Linked DNA regions of Mus musculus: regions 2 and 3 are each linked to region 1. Evidence: chromatin loops called from intact Hi-C (ENCODE). Cell type or tissue: heart. All regions are shown on one strand. Region 1 holds the start of Ttc1 (tetratricopeptide repeat domain 1). Region 2 holds the start of Ccnjl (cyclin J-like). Region 3 overlaps Slu7 (SLU7 splicing factor homolog (S. cerevisiae)).

Evidence for each region. Hi-C counts contacts between places; a loop is a spot of excess contacts. Peaks named below come from ENCODE experiments on the same cell type or tissue, not always from the same donor. Only the 100,000 strongest peaks of a DNase experiment are listed, where the experiment ranks them.
Region 2: a loop joins it to region 1, with 2.0 times the contacts of the local background. A loop is called at or near these places in 2 of 42 quality-filtered maps.
Region 3: a loop joins it to region 1, with 5 times the contacts of the local background. A loop is called at or near these places in 5 of 42 quality-filtered maps.

The regions. Positions count from the first base shown.
Region 1 is chr11:43,745,583-43,749,582 of GRCm38, reverse strand. Ttc1 (tetratricopeptide repeat domain 1) reads left to right here and starts at 1,575. Exons shown (of 8, transcript NM_133795.2): 1 at 1,575-1,661. In heart, no CTCF peak of the experiment used is centred here; a DNase peak (open chromatin) is centred at 1,532; H3K4me3 peaks cover 1,568 bases; H3K27ac peaks cover 1,246 bases.
Region 2 is chr11:43,527,399-43,531,398 of GRCm38, reverse strand. It overlaps Ccnjl (cyclin J-like), which reads right to left and starts at 2,650. Exons shown (of 6, transcript NM_001045530.2): 1 at 2,432-2,650; 2 at 1,940-2,044. The coding sequence starts at 2,002. In heart, CTCF peaks have their summits at 2,148 (motif pointing left) and 3,138; DNase peaks (open chromatin) are centred at 2,398 and 2,688; H3K4me3 peaks cover 2,855 bases; H3K27ac peaks cover 3,256 bases.
Region 3 is chr11:43,435,129-43,439,128 of GRCm38, reverse strand. Slu7 (SLU7 splicing factor homolog (S. cerevisiae)) reads right to left here. Exons shown (of 16, transcript NM_198936.1): 2 at 1,599-1,784; 3 at 853-1,006; 4 at 245-325. The coding sequence starts at 1,768. Among named protein-coding and RNA genes, the nearest start is that of Slu7, 3.4 kb to the right of the region's middle. In heart, no CTCF peak of the experiment used is centred here; no DNase peak of the experiment used is centred here.

The DNA.
Region 1 (4,000 bases):
TGACATATAGGTGTGGATGAGAAGACAACATTCAGGGGCTAGTTCTCTCCTTCTACCACATGTTCCTGGAGATCAGACTCTGGTCAGCAAGCTTGCTGGCAAGTGCCTTATTGTCACACTAAGTCATCTCTCATCTCCCTAGCCCCTCACAATCTCACAACCTTATTTGTCAGAAAATTACGAGTCAGAAATATGGCTCATGCTTCACTGGGTATGAGTATGTCTTGTTTTGTTTTGTTTTTCGAGACAGGGTTTCTCTGTTTAGCCCTGGCTGTCCTGGAACTCACTTTGTAGACCAGTCTGGCCTCGAACTCAGAAATCCCCCTGCCTCTGCCTCCCAAGTGCTGGGATTAAAGGCGTGCGCCACCACAGCCCAGCGGTATGGGTATGTCTTATGTTTCATTTCAGTGTTAAATCTTTTTTTTTTTTAATAATTCTGTATAGCTCCGGCTGTCCTCGAACTCACTCTTTAGACAAGGCTGGCCTCAACTCAGAAATCTGCCTGCCTCTGCCTCCCATGTGCTGGGATTAAAGGCAAGTGACACCACTGCCTAGCTTCTGTGTTAATTCTTAAAGTATCTACATTTAAAAACAAATAAATCAAAGGAACAGTATTTCTGTCTATGAAATTTTGTATAACTCTATGGAATTTTTTTAACTTTACTGTTATCTAATTAACTCTTCTGGTGTGCATGAGTGTTTGTTTACATGTATGCCTGTTTACCATGTGTGTGCCTGGTGGCCATGAAGTTCAGAAGAGGATCTTAAATGCCCTGGAACTGGAGTTAAAGTTGTGGTAAGCTGCTATGTGAGTACTGGGGATTGAACCCTGGTCCTCTGAAAGTGCAGTCATTGCTCTCAATTGCTAAGTCATGCTTCCTAGCCCCTTGTGGGAATTCATGACTGAGCCTAGGAGAGACTTAACCAGTCTTGATGAAAGGCTACTTTCCTTTCCGATGTCTTTTTAATTTTCTCCATCTTTGCTATCCTGTCACAAGAAGAATGGCATTGTTTCAATTTTTTGCAAATCTCTGATTTAATACAGGACAGGTGAAGGCCTGGAGGTCTAGCTCACAAATAGACGGACTTGCCTAACAGCTAGAATAATTCACCCCTTTTTGTATTCCTTCTGTTGCACTATATCAGAAGACAACCTCTGGAAAGCGCTGTACAGTCATGAGAAAATGAGTGGAAAAAGTGTGTAATATTTACTGTTTTGAAAACTGTTACTCTCCTAACAGAGCTCTTGAAAGGCACTTTGGAAACTACTGGAAAGAAATGTTTATTTAGGGACGAAGGATGTTTTCGGGTTCTTATGCACATTCCTAACATGAGGGACGCCAGAATAAAGACGTTTTTAAAGCCACAAGTAGTCGCGTTTGAAAAATTACTTTGTGCTAATTGGCAGGATTTGACATAACTCAAGATGACAGCTGAGGCTCATAGTACTGAGCCGTACAGTGACGTCACACAGCTACTTCCGCTCACTCTCTTCGAGTTGGCCACTACATTTCCCAGAATGCTTTGCCAGCAATGGCGCCATTGGCCAGCGCGGCCGGAAGTGCACCTGACTCAGGAGGAAGTAGAAGGACTCGGAGGCAGGAGCGGTGGAGAGAGGAGCTGGGAGGTTGTGAAGCCCATCGTGGGTCTCGCGGCGTTCGGTGAGGACTGTGGCCTGGGACAGGCGCGGGGTCGCGCGGGGAGGGGCTTTTCTAACCTTGACTCATAGCCGGGAGGGACGCGACACTCGAGTAAAAGCGAAGCCTGCGAGTCCTGACCCTCCCTTTTAACTTTTCCTTTTAACAGGCTAGGACGAATTCGGACTTTAACGCGACACTGGGTCATTGGCGTGGTTTTGCTGCGACCAGAGGGGTGGCAGGCACCGCAGAGGTTCTGACTCAGCTTCTAGAGCAGCAGTGGTTAATAGGATGAACGTAAAATCATCAGAGTCACTTTAAAAAAACAGAGATGCTCTGACCTGACTGCAGACCAATATTGTCAGGATCTGGGCAGCAGGGTTGCGCAGCGAGAGTTGAGAACCGGCTCTTCCAAGGCTGAGTTCTGAGTCCCTGGAGGATGCCTGTGAAAACATCTGCGCAAAGGCTCCCCTTCCAGAATTAGCTACCTAAGCTATACCGCTTGCATTTGCTTACGATGATAAGCACGATTTGGGCACAGATGCCATCTTGGGCTCCATAAGAAACTTATTCTTCGGCTCCCGGTGGCGATAGTGTCCCATTCGGACTTCATTGTTTCCTGTTGACAACTTGGTCATTTATTCTGAACAAAGATTAGAACTCTTTCTTTCTTTCTTTCTTTCTTTCTTTCTTTTTTTTTCCCCTGCAGCTGTTTTGGATTCTGTCTAATTTGTGCCATCCAGCAAGCTGCCGGACGTGGAAAAGTCACATTAAAATCAGTCTTTTCATTTAGGGTATGGATCGAGGGTGTGGTTCAGTTGTTTAAATGGCTTACATGTACCACAAAGTCTGAGATTCGGTCTCCAACACCAGTGGGAAGTGGGGATGTTAGTCTTGGTATAAGTCTGATACCATATTTGATCAGCAAGACTATCAGTTAAAATGATAATTGGCATTGAGTGTGAGTTTATTATACTCTAGTTTGGGGCTGGGGAGGGGCCTAATACAGGGTCTCATAGCCCAGGCTAGCCTCACATTTGCTGTGTAACCAAGGATGGCCTTGAACTTCTGATCTTTCTAACTACATCTCCCCAATGATGAGACTGCAGGAATGGGCCACCACAATTGGTGATATCCTGTTTTTAAAATGACTTCCTTGGACAGGCATGATCCATACTCCTTTAATCCAGCAATGGGGAGACAGAGGAGGGTGGATCTCTGAGATCAAGGCCAGCCTGATGAACAAAACAAGTTCCAGAACAGCCAGGGTCACACAGAGAAACCCTGTCTCAAAAAACAAAAACAAACAAACAAAAAAAAACAAGCCGGGCATGGTGGTGCACTCCTTTAATCTCAGCACTCAGGAGGCAGAGGCAGGCAGATTTCTGAGTTCGAGGCCAGCCTGGTCTACAAAGTGAGTTCCAGGATAGCCAGGGCTACACAGAGAAACCCTGTCTAGAAAACAAAACAAAACAAAAAAACCAATAATACTTATAAAACAAATAAATAAAAATAATGACTCCCCAGTCAAAGAAAGTCAAGCTGTGTTTGGCGGGGTTATATGTAGAAGTTTGTTTAGGTGTGAAAGACAGAAGGGTTTTTTTTTTCCATATTTTTTTTATTGGGTATTTATTTCATTTATTTCCAATGCTATCCCAAAAGTCCTCCACACGCTCCCCCACCCACTCCCCTACCCACCCACTCCCACTTCTTAGCCCTGGCGTTCCCCTGTACTGAGGCATATAAAGTTTGCACGACCAATGGGGCTCTCTTTCCACTGATGGCCGCCTAGGCCATCTTCTGATTCATATGCAGCTGGAGACAAGAGCTCCAGGGTACTGGTTAGTTCATATTGTTGTACCACCTATAGGATTGCAGATCCCTTCAGCTCCTTGAGTACTTTCTCTAGCTCCTCCATTGGGGGCCCTGTGATCCATCCAATAGCTGACTGTGAGCATCCACTTCTGTGTTTGCCAGGCCCTGGCATAGTCTCACAAGAGAGCCATATCTGGGTCCTTTCAGCAAAATCTTGCTAGTGTATGCAATGGTGTCAGCGTTTGGAAGCTGATTATGAGATGGATCCCCGGATATGGCAGTTTCTAGATGGTCCATCTTTTCGTCTCAGTTCCAAACTTTGTCTCTGTAACTCCTTCCATGGGTGTTTTGTTCCCAATTCTAAGAAGGGGCAAAGTGTCCACACTTTGGTCTTCGTTCTTCTTGAGTTTCATGCGTTTAGCAAATTGTATCTTATATCTTGGGTATTCTAAATTTCGGGGCTAATATCCGACAGAAGGGATTTAAGACTGTATACAGCCGGGCACTAGTGGCTCACACCTTTAATCCCAGCACTTGGGAGGCAGAGG
Region 2 (4,000 bases), 220 kb after region 1:
CTGGAGTTACATTGTTTCCACAAAGCCTCTTCCTCCCTTCATGCCCTAAGGTACATGCAGAAATGACAACCACTTAGCTACCTTAAATCAGGGAAGCATGCTCTCCAGTGGCCCTCATTACCTGCGTTCAGCCAATACTTCTAGAAAGGGCTAAGAATACACTGTTTCACGTACTACCGTACAGCCTCTGTCTCTGCCTTCTGGCCTGGCACTTCTGACCCTCAGGCCTCTGAGAGCTTAGTTAAACTCCCATGCCCTGCTTTTGCAAAGAACTACCAGGACCCAATTTTGTCTCCAGATCCCCAGACTGGAACATTCTGTTCTGGACAGAGCAAAGGAACACGGGAAAGCAATGCCAGAGACATGTCAGCAGGTAGAGGAAAAGAGGAAAAAATAAATAAATAAAATAAAGCATTTGTGTGACTAGAAGAGATTCACTCCCTAATGAGTCAAGTCCCCCTCTCTCACCTCACCTGAATCTGGAGACTCTATAACAGGTCTGCCACAGACACTGAGTATGTTTTGCTGAAAGTGGGAGCCCAGTTCTACAGAGATCTACGGGCCCCAATAAGACAACTTCTGACCTACACTGGCCTGACAAACCAGTCGAGACTACCTCTCCCCTAAATTCATGTCCGTCTAGAACCTGAGAATGTGACCTTACTTGAAAGTCATATCCTTTCAGATGTACCAGTTAAAGTACAGTTACACCCTACTCGGGTAGGGTGGGCTCCTACGAGGAAACAGACACAGACTCTCAGACAGGAGATGACACAGAGGCAGTAAGTTAAGAGCATTCAGAGAGCTGAGGCAATTGAACCATGAATTTAAGGACTGCTTGGACTATACAGTACCTATACAGCTAGCCTGGGCTCCATAACAAGACCCTGTCTCAAAAGCAAACGGATCTTCTGTATCCTTCCAACATCCTGAAATCGGATGCCCACCAGCCTCTAGTACTTTGTTACAGTAGCTCTGCTTCCATTCACACCAAGTCTCCAAACAATCCTTCCCAGCCCAGGTACAGGAAGAAAGAGGCAAAGCCTTCATTCAGTCCTCTGGGTTTTCCCAGTTTCCCAGTGGCCAACAGCAGCCTCAGCAACAGGAGGTGAACTGAGAGGGGGATCAAGTTTCAGCCAGCCCACCTTCTACCACAGGAGGCCAACTGGCAGGGGAGTTTGTGTTTTCTCCCTTAGCTTTCTAGTCTGCAACCTCTTTCGGTTAAGGCTAGTGTGTCTTTTCTTTCTCTCGTTTTGAGACAAAGTGTCCCACTGTGTAGCCCTGTGCTTCCTGGAGCTCCTCCTGACGCTTCAGTTGACCTTGAACTTGTGGAGATCCTTCTGCTGTCTCCACAGTGCTAGGACTGCCCCCAGGCCAGACTTTTAAATTTCATTCAGTTCCTGCCTTAACAATGAATTCCCACCATCTACCTAATATTTCTTTACACCGAACTGTAACTTTACTACGTTTGCATAGATTTATTTAGGCATCTGCTTTACCACTGAGCTATGCACTAGTCTAGTAATTATATTTTAAAAGAAATTGCTACAACATCATTACAATGATAGGGAAAATCAGCATTATGTATAGTAGGTGGTATTATGTGTCTTTGAATTACACACTGTAATGGATACACAGTATTTTTTTTTTAATCCATTCTTGTACCATGTAAAGTAACCTCGGGAGGAAATCCAATGGGATACGAACTATTCTTCATTTAGGTGGCTGGTGAAAAACCGACTTCAAGTTCTTGGATCTCCAGGTCCTTTGCCTGGAAGAAGACCACACTCCCCATGAAGGTAAAAGAGCAGGCGCACAAATAAAAGGGCACCAAGAGTGCTGAGTTCCCATGCGGGGCATCCTGAAGACACCCACAGGAGACCGAAAGTGACTTTAAATACCCAGTCCTTGCGAGTGACAAGGGCGGGGAGGAACTGACCTTCTCGCGCAGAGTGCAGTGTACGTCCGAGGCGACGCGCCCTTCCCACCACGGCTCATCCATCACCGCCGCAGTTATGAAGCTACCGGGATCTCGGGGCGCACCCTGCGAGGACACCAGGAGCTTCAGCGATCGGAGACTCTTCCTTCACCCTGCCCTCAGTGACCCTGATCCTCCTCGGTCCCTGTCCCAGTCCGGGACGGGCGCCCCCTCCTGCCCTGCACCGTGGAGCTGGCTGTCGCCCGCTGTCCTGAAGAGCCAGCAGTGTCCCCGCTCCCCTCCCTCCGCCCGCCCAACCTGGGGCTATCTGGAACTGTGTGCAACAACTTGCAGAATATCCAATGTGCCCCTCTGCAAAAGTTGCAAAGTTGCGGGCTGTAGTAGCTCTCCCAGGGCTGGCTGGGTCACTGGCTCAGAGTCCCCAACTCCTCCCCCGCCGCCTAGCCTTTGTCCTGCTCGCACATCCTGCCCTCGAGCCGGGGCCAGACTCACGCATCGCTGTCCCGGCGTGGGGGGCCGCGGGTGGTGGGTCCCTTCCCGCACCGGGTACGTAGTGCCCTCCGATGGCCGCCCGGTCCCTGGCCTCGCGTGCTCGCGACCGCTGCCTCTGCAGCCCGTCCCGCCCGGCCACCGGCGCGCCCCTGCGTGCGCTCGGTCCCGCCGCGGCTCGCAGTTCGGGCCGCCGGGGGCCTCCCTCCCTCGCTCGGGGAATTGGGGGCCGGGCCTCGCGCATGCGCCGCCAGCACCCCGCGCCCCGCGGGGCGGGGGGCTGGGAATGGCAGTCTTTCTTTCCCCGGCGCTGAGCTGCGCTTCCTGCCCACCCTCCTCCCTCGCCCGGGCAGAAAGCTAGGCTTCACCTTCCCTGGGACTCTGGGGGCGATCCCCAGTGACCCTGCCCCCTTGATCCTGGAGCGCGGGGGACGCGGCGCCACCTGCGTGTGCCGCGCGTGGATCCAGCGGCCAGGACGCCCCCAGAAAGTTCTGACTTCCGCATGCGCTGCTCCTGCCAACCTGCAGACGCTTCCACCTGTCTTTCTTTCTTTTTCAGCCTGCCCTGCGATGGGGAGGTAGATTTTCAAACAATTCCCACAGGAGCCCCAGAGAAGACACCCTTGGATACGCACGAGTTCCTCTTTATAAAGAGGGCTCAGTGAGTATCTTATTGTACTCTTAAGCGTGCATCCATGCTGAGCATTGCAGGGAAACAGTCCTTGTGGCAGGTTGCGGGATAGAAAGCCCTTTTAATTTACTTGTTTTCAGAAAGGCATTTTCTGGAGCCTGCAGTATAATGGCATAACATCCTGCTGTGCTGATTTTTGTGAGCCCTTTGGTGATCCCACTAACTTAAAATCAAGTCCACCAACTACCTGGGTGTTTTTGTTCACCCAGTGTCTTAACCACTTAGAGCTTGGCTTTAGGTAATAGAGGGATACAAACTACAATAATCTGCTGGGGATACATTATGATTAAATGAGAAAGGACACGAAAGAGGATTACCACTAGGCCCGTTAGAAAGTCACCAGTCAATAAATAATTACACGAAAAAGACTTTAGTTTCTGCCTAGTTTTCTACAAGATAGATATTTGTTGTGGTTTGAGACATGGTTTTTCTGTGTAGCCCCAGCTGTCCTGGGACTTGCTCTGTAGACCAGGCTGGCCTTGAACTTGGCGATCTGAGGGAGGTCTTGTAGGACTACAGAGTCCTGTGAGCTGGGACTAAAGGTGTGTGCCACCATCATCAAGCCGCAAGTAAAATTTTACGGGTTAAAAATACAATTTAGTTTTGAAAGGCTACTATAGTACTGCATACCTGCGACATTAGCACTCAGAAGGCTGTCTGTAGCTTAAGGGTTAGGAGTTCAAGGGCAGCCTGAGTTACACAGAAGTTTGAACCCTGTCTAGGCTGAGGGTTTTTTGTTTTGTTTTGTTTTGTTTTTCTATGTTTTTTTTTTTAGCTTTGATGAACTTGTACTGAAAAGAAGTTTTAGCATTTATGAGCCCTCATAAAAATTTAAAAAATACCTGAGATTAAACAAATGTGATATATATGCAATCATGTAT
Region 3 (4,000 bases), 310 kb after region 1:
AAGAACTTGCAGCACACAGAAGACTCCCTGCAACGTTTACAGAGTTGGCGCAGGCACACCACGGCATTTTTAGTGTCTTTAGTTACCAGGCAGACTTTGGACAGGAAACTGTAATGATACCAGACTAAATTCAAGCAAATTCATTTTTATTTTTCTAAAACAACTTTAGGAAATAGAAGTTTTCCAACAAGGGGAAAACAAAAGGCTAGCTGACGTTTTCCCACCAGGCTTGGAGGAAACTTACCTCAAAGCAATCTTTCCTCTTGTGTGTCATGGCTCCACAATTCTCACATGCACCTTTGCGGTACTTGGTAGTTATAGAATTCTGTTCAAGGACAGAAAAGAACAAAACAAACTTCTTATCAGAGGTAACTTTGGCTCTCACTATCTTGTCTACTAAAAGACTTTATTTGTTAAAAGGAAGACCAGGGGCTAGAGAGATGGCTCAGAGGTTAAGAGCACTGTCTGCTGTTTCAGAGGTCCTGAGTTCAATTCTCAGCAACCACATGGTGGCTCAAAACCATCTGTAATGGGATCTGGGGCCCTTTTCTGGCCTGTCGGAATACATGCAGGCAGAACACTGTATGCTGTATACATAATAAAGTAAATCTTTAAAAAAAGGAAGACCAGGTAGCCTTCATGTTCTGAGATGACCAAGTTTAAAGGTTTTAATAATATAAAAGAAGAAATAAGAAAAGACTGGAACTAACACTGTGTACACTGTGAATTTCAACACCAGGGTCACACAATACCTTCCTACTTTAAACAGCATCACATTCAAAGTTCTTAAGTTCTTCATAAAAAAAAAAAACCTCCACCGGCAAAAGGGCACACAGGCTGCCACCCACATACCTCCTTTACGCCTCGCTTGTACCACTCCCCAGATGAACTGAACTGCTTCTGTTTCTCTGGCTGTGGTCTCTGATGCTTTAAAGTGGGTCTCTTTGATGGATCAATGTACCATGGAACCGAAGAAATATACTGAGGAATATGAGGGTTGATATCTCTGTAATAAAATTTAAGTGAAATTGTGAAAAAGGAAGTTTGAAAATGGCATTTTAACCACAAAGGTAGTGAGCACAGAGGCTAAGAACAGAAACCCTGCCGTGGGATGGAGAGGGAAGACGGTTGCTATCTCCATTAACTGAAGAACTAAGAATAAAGATGTACGGTGTCATATTACACCGAGGAACTTTCTAATAGAGATGCGGAGACTTAGGTACAACTGGAAGGAGACGGAGGGAGGGGTTAGCGAGCTCCCTCCATCGGAGCTGAAAGTTAAACTAGTGCACACAGCCGACTGAGTAAAGCAATCACAGAAGCATTACAATTCAGAGATTTGAAAAATTCAAAATAAGAGCATGGGAAAGTAGCCACTTTAGGCTGGGGGCAGAAAAAAGGTCAAAAAGGACAACTGCTAGTCACTATGAGCTCTTTAGTAGCATTTGTCTACTAAACTACATACTTATGAGTCTGAGGAGATGAGAAAGAAGAACACACATTCTGCGAACAATAAAGGACAACCCCCTACCAAAGCAAAGGGTGGGCCCCCGATGAACTGGGGGTGGATTTAAACACACCAGCAACAGAAGACTTACTTTCCCTCTTCATCGACTTCTGCAGGAGCATTGCCCAGTTTCCTCTGTTCTTCTAGCTCCTTCTTCTTCCTCCAGTCCTCTCGGGTCATCTTTTTCGGCTCCTCCAAACTCATCTCCTTTGATCCCGTCATGGGTGTCGCACTAACTGGGTCCACAGCGGCCGCCGACATGGTGAACTGGTATCCTCTAAACAAGAGAAGTTTGTACAGTAATGGAGGTCTCCTGGAATACACCCTGACACTACTGAACGGTGTCTGAGCACGGTGAGCTTTCCTAGGGTCTCTCTCGCTTACACTTTTTTTCTCCCTCTTACTTCACAAACTTTTTTTTTGTTTTTTGTTTTGTTTTTTGAGACAGGGTTTCTCTGTGTATCCCTGGCTGTCCTGGAACTCACTCTGTAGACCAGGCTGGCCTTGAACTCAGAAATCTGCCTGCCTCTGCCTCTCGAGTGCTGGGATTAAAGGCGTGCACCACCAGACATGGCTACTTCACAAACTTTTTATGGTGTTGTGATCAAAACTGGGTCCTTGCTGCACTAACAGCATTCTCCAGTCTCCTATGTTCTTATTCTTTCAAAGTGCCTATAAAGGAGGGTTTCTTTACATTTTATTTATTTTTTGTGTGTGCAGGCGTGTGGAAGGGTCGGGTAAGGACCGAGCGTGCCATGGAGTGTATGGGAAGGTCTTTAGTGGGATTTGGCTTCTTTGTGGGTTCTTTCCTCTCCCATCCTTCTTCATCCCCTTTCTTTTACCTTTTCAACCCCCTATCACTAGATAAAAGAGAGGAAAGGAGAGAGAGGGAAGAAAAGAGATCCCTGAAGAAAGCCAGGAGTCAGAAAGGAGGCAAGGTTATCATTAGCATACTTCCTGCTGATTGGGGCACTGAGTTCCTTGGGGCAAGTTTGATCTTTGTTGTCAGGATATCTGATTTTTTTTTCTTCTTGTCTGCACAAGATTACCTAACAAACCTCAACCCCCAGCAATCAACAACAACCCCCAACAACTAACAACCCACCCCACTTCTTGGGGCTCTAGCATTTATTTACCCTCTAAGTCCAAGTCCCCAGAATTCCAAATGTCACATGAACACAGCAACTACCTGCAGTTGCTGGCAAAGCCTCTGCTAGGGCATGAAGCAAATCACAGTCAGCTACTGCAACAGTCCGAAGCAGCCCCACCTGGGATTAAAATGATAACATATTCTTATAATATTTCTATGTTTTTAAAAGAAACCAGAACTCCAAAATTATCACTACAGAGGTCAGAGATCAACTTGTAGGAGTTGGTTCTCCCCCAGTCACCACGTGGGTCCCAGGGATCAAACTCAGGTCATCAGGTCAGCAGCAAGTGCCTTTACCCGCTGAGCCATCTCACTGGTTCTAACGGTTTCCCTTACTCAAAAGGCTTTACAAACTGGGCACTGTAATATACAACCTAATCCTAGCACCTGGAGAGCAGAGGGATGTGGATATTCTGGAGTTGGAGGCTAGTCTGGAACTAGGTTGGTCTACATATTGAATCCACAGCTAGCCATGGCTATATAGTGAGACCTTGTCTCAAAATGAAAAAAAGTCTTTACGTATTCTTAGCGCCAATTCTCTCAACACTCCAATTTGTAAGCAGAGAAAGCCATGTATATAAAATTTTAAGGAGCTGGAGAGACGGCTCAGTGGTTAAGAACACTGGCTATTCTTCCAAAGGTCCTGAGTTCAAATCCCAGCATTACAACCATGTGTAATGAGATCTGATGCCCTCTTTTGGTGTGTCTGAAGACAGCTACAGTGTACTTACAAATAACAATAAATAAATCTTTAAAAAAAATTCAAAGACTTTCATACAGATGTTCCTAAATTAGCCCTCCTGCATGTCTCAAACTTATCTTCCATAGGAAAACAAACAAACAAACAAACAAAAAAACCCCAAAAACCTAAAAAAACCAGAGCACATCACTGTTCCCCTTGAAGGCCCAATGCCTTAACAATTACCAAAGTTCAGGGCTGGGGATGAAGCCTCAGTTGATAGAGCGTTTGCCTAGCAGAAGTTTGATTGCCAGTGCAACAAAAACTAGGCCTGGTGGTGCATACTTGATATCCAGCAATCTCGATGTGAATATAGGATCAGAAGACCAAGGTCACCCTTGGATATATAGAGAGTTCAAGACATGAGACCTTGTTAGAAAAAAATAGAGATGGGTCTGTCTACATTCAGGGATGCCTAGCATATCTAGTTCTCTCTGTCTCTGCCTCTCTCTCTCTCTCACACACACACACAAACACACACCACAAAATCACCCATATTCATAGTGTGCCTATTTTTATACCTCTGCTTTGCACTCCTCTGCTCTGGTCACTGACTTCATTTCCATTCCCGACCATTCCATGCCTTCTTTTGTCAGAGATTCTC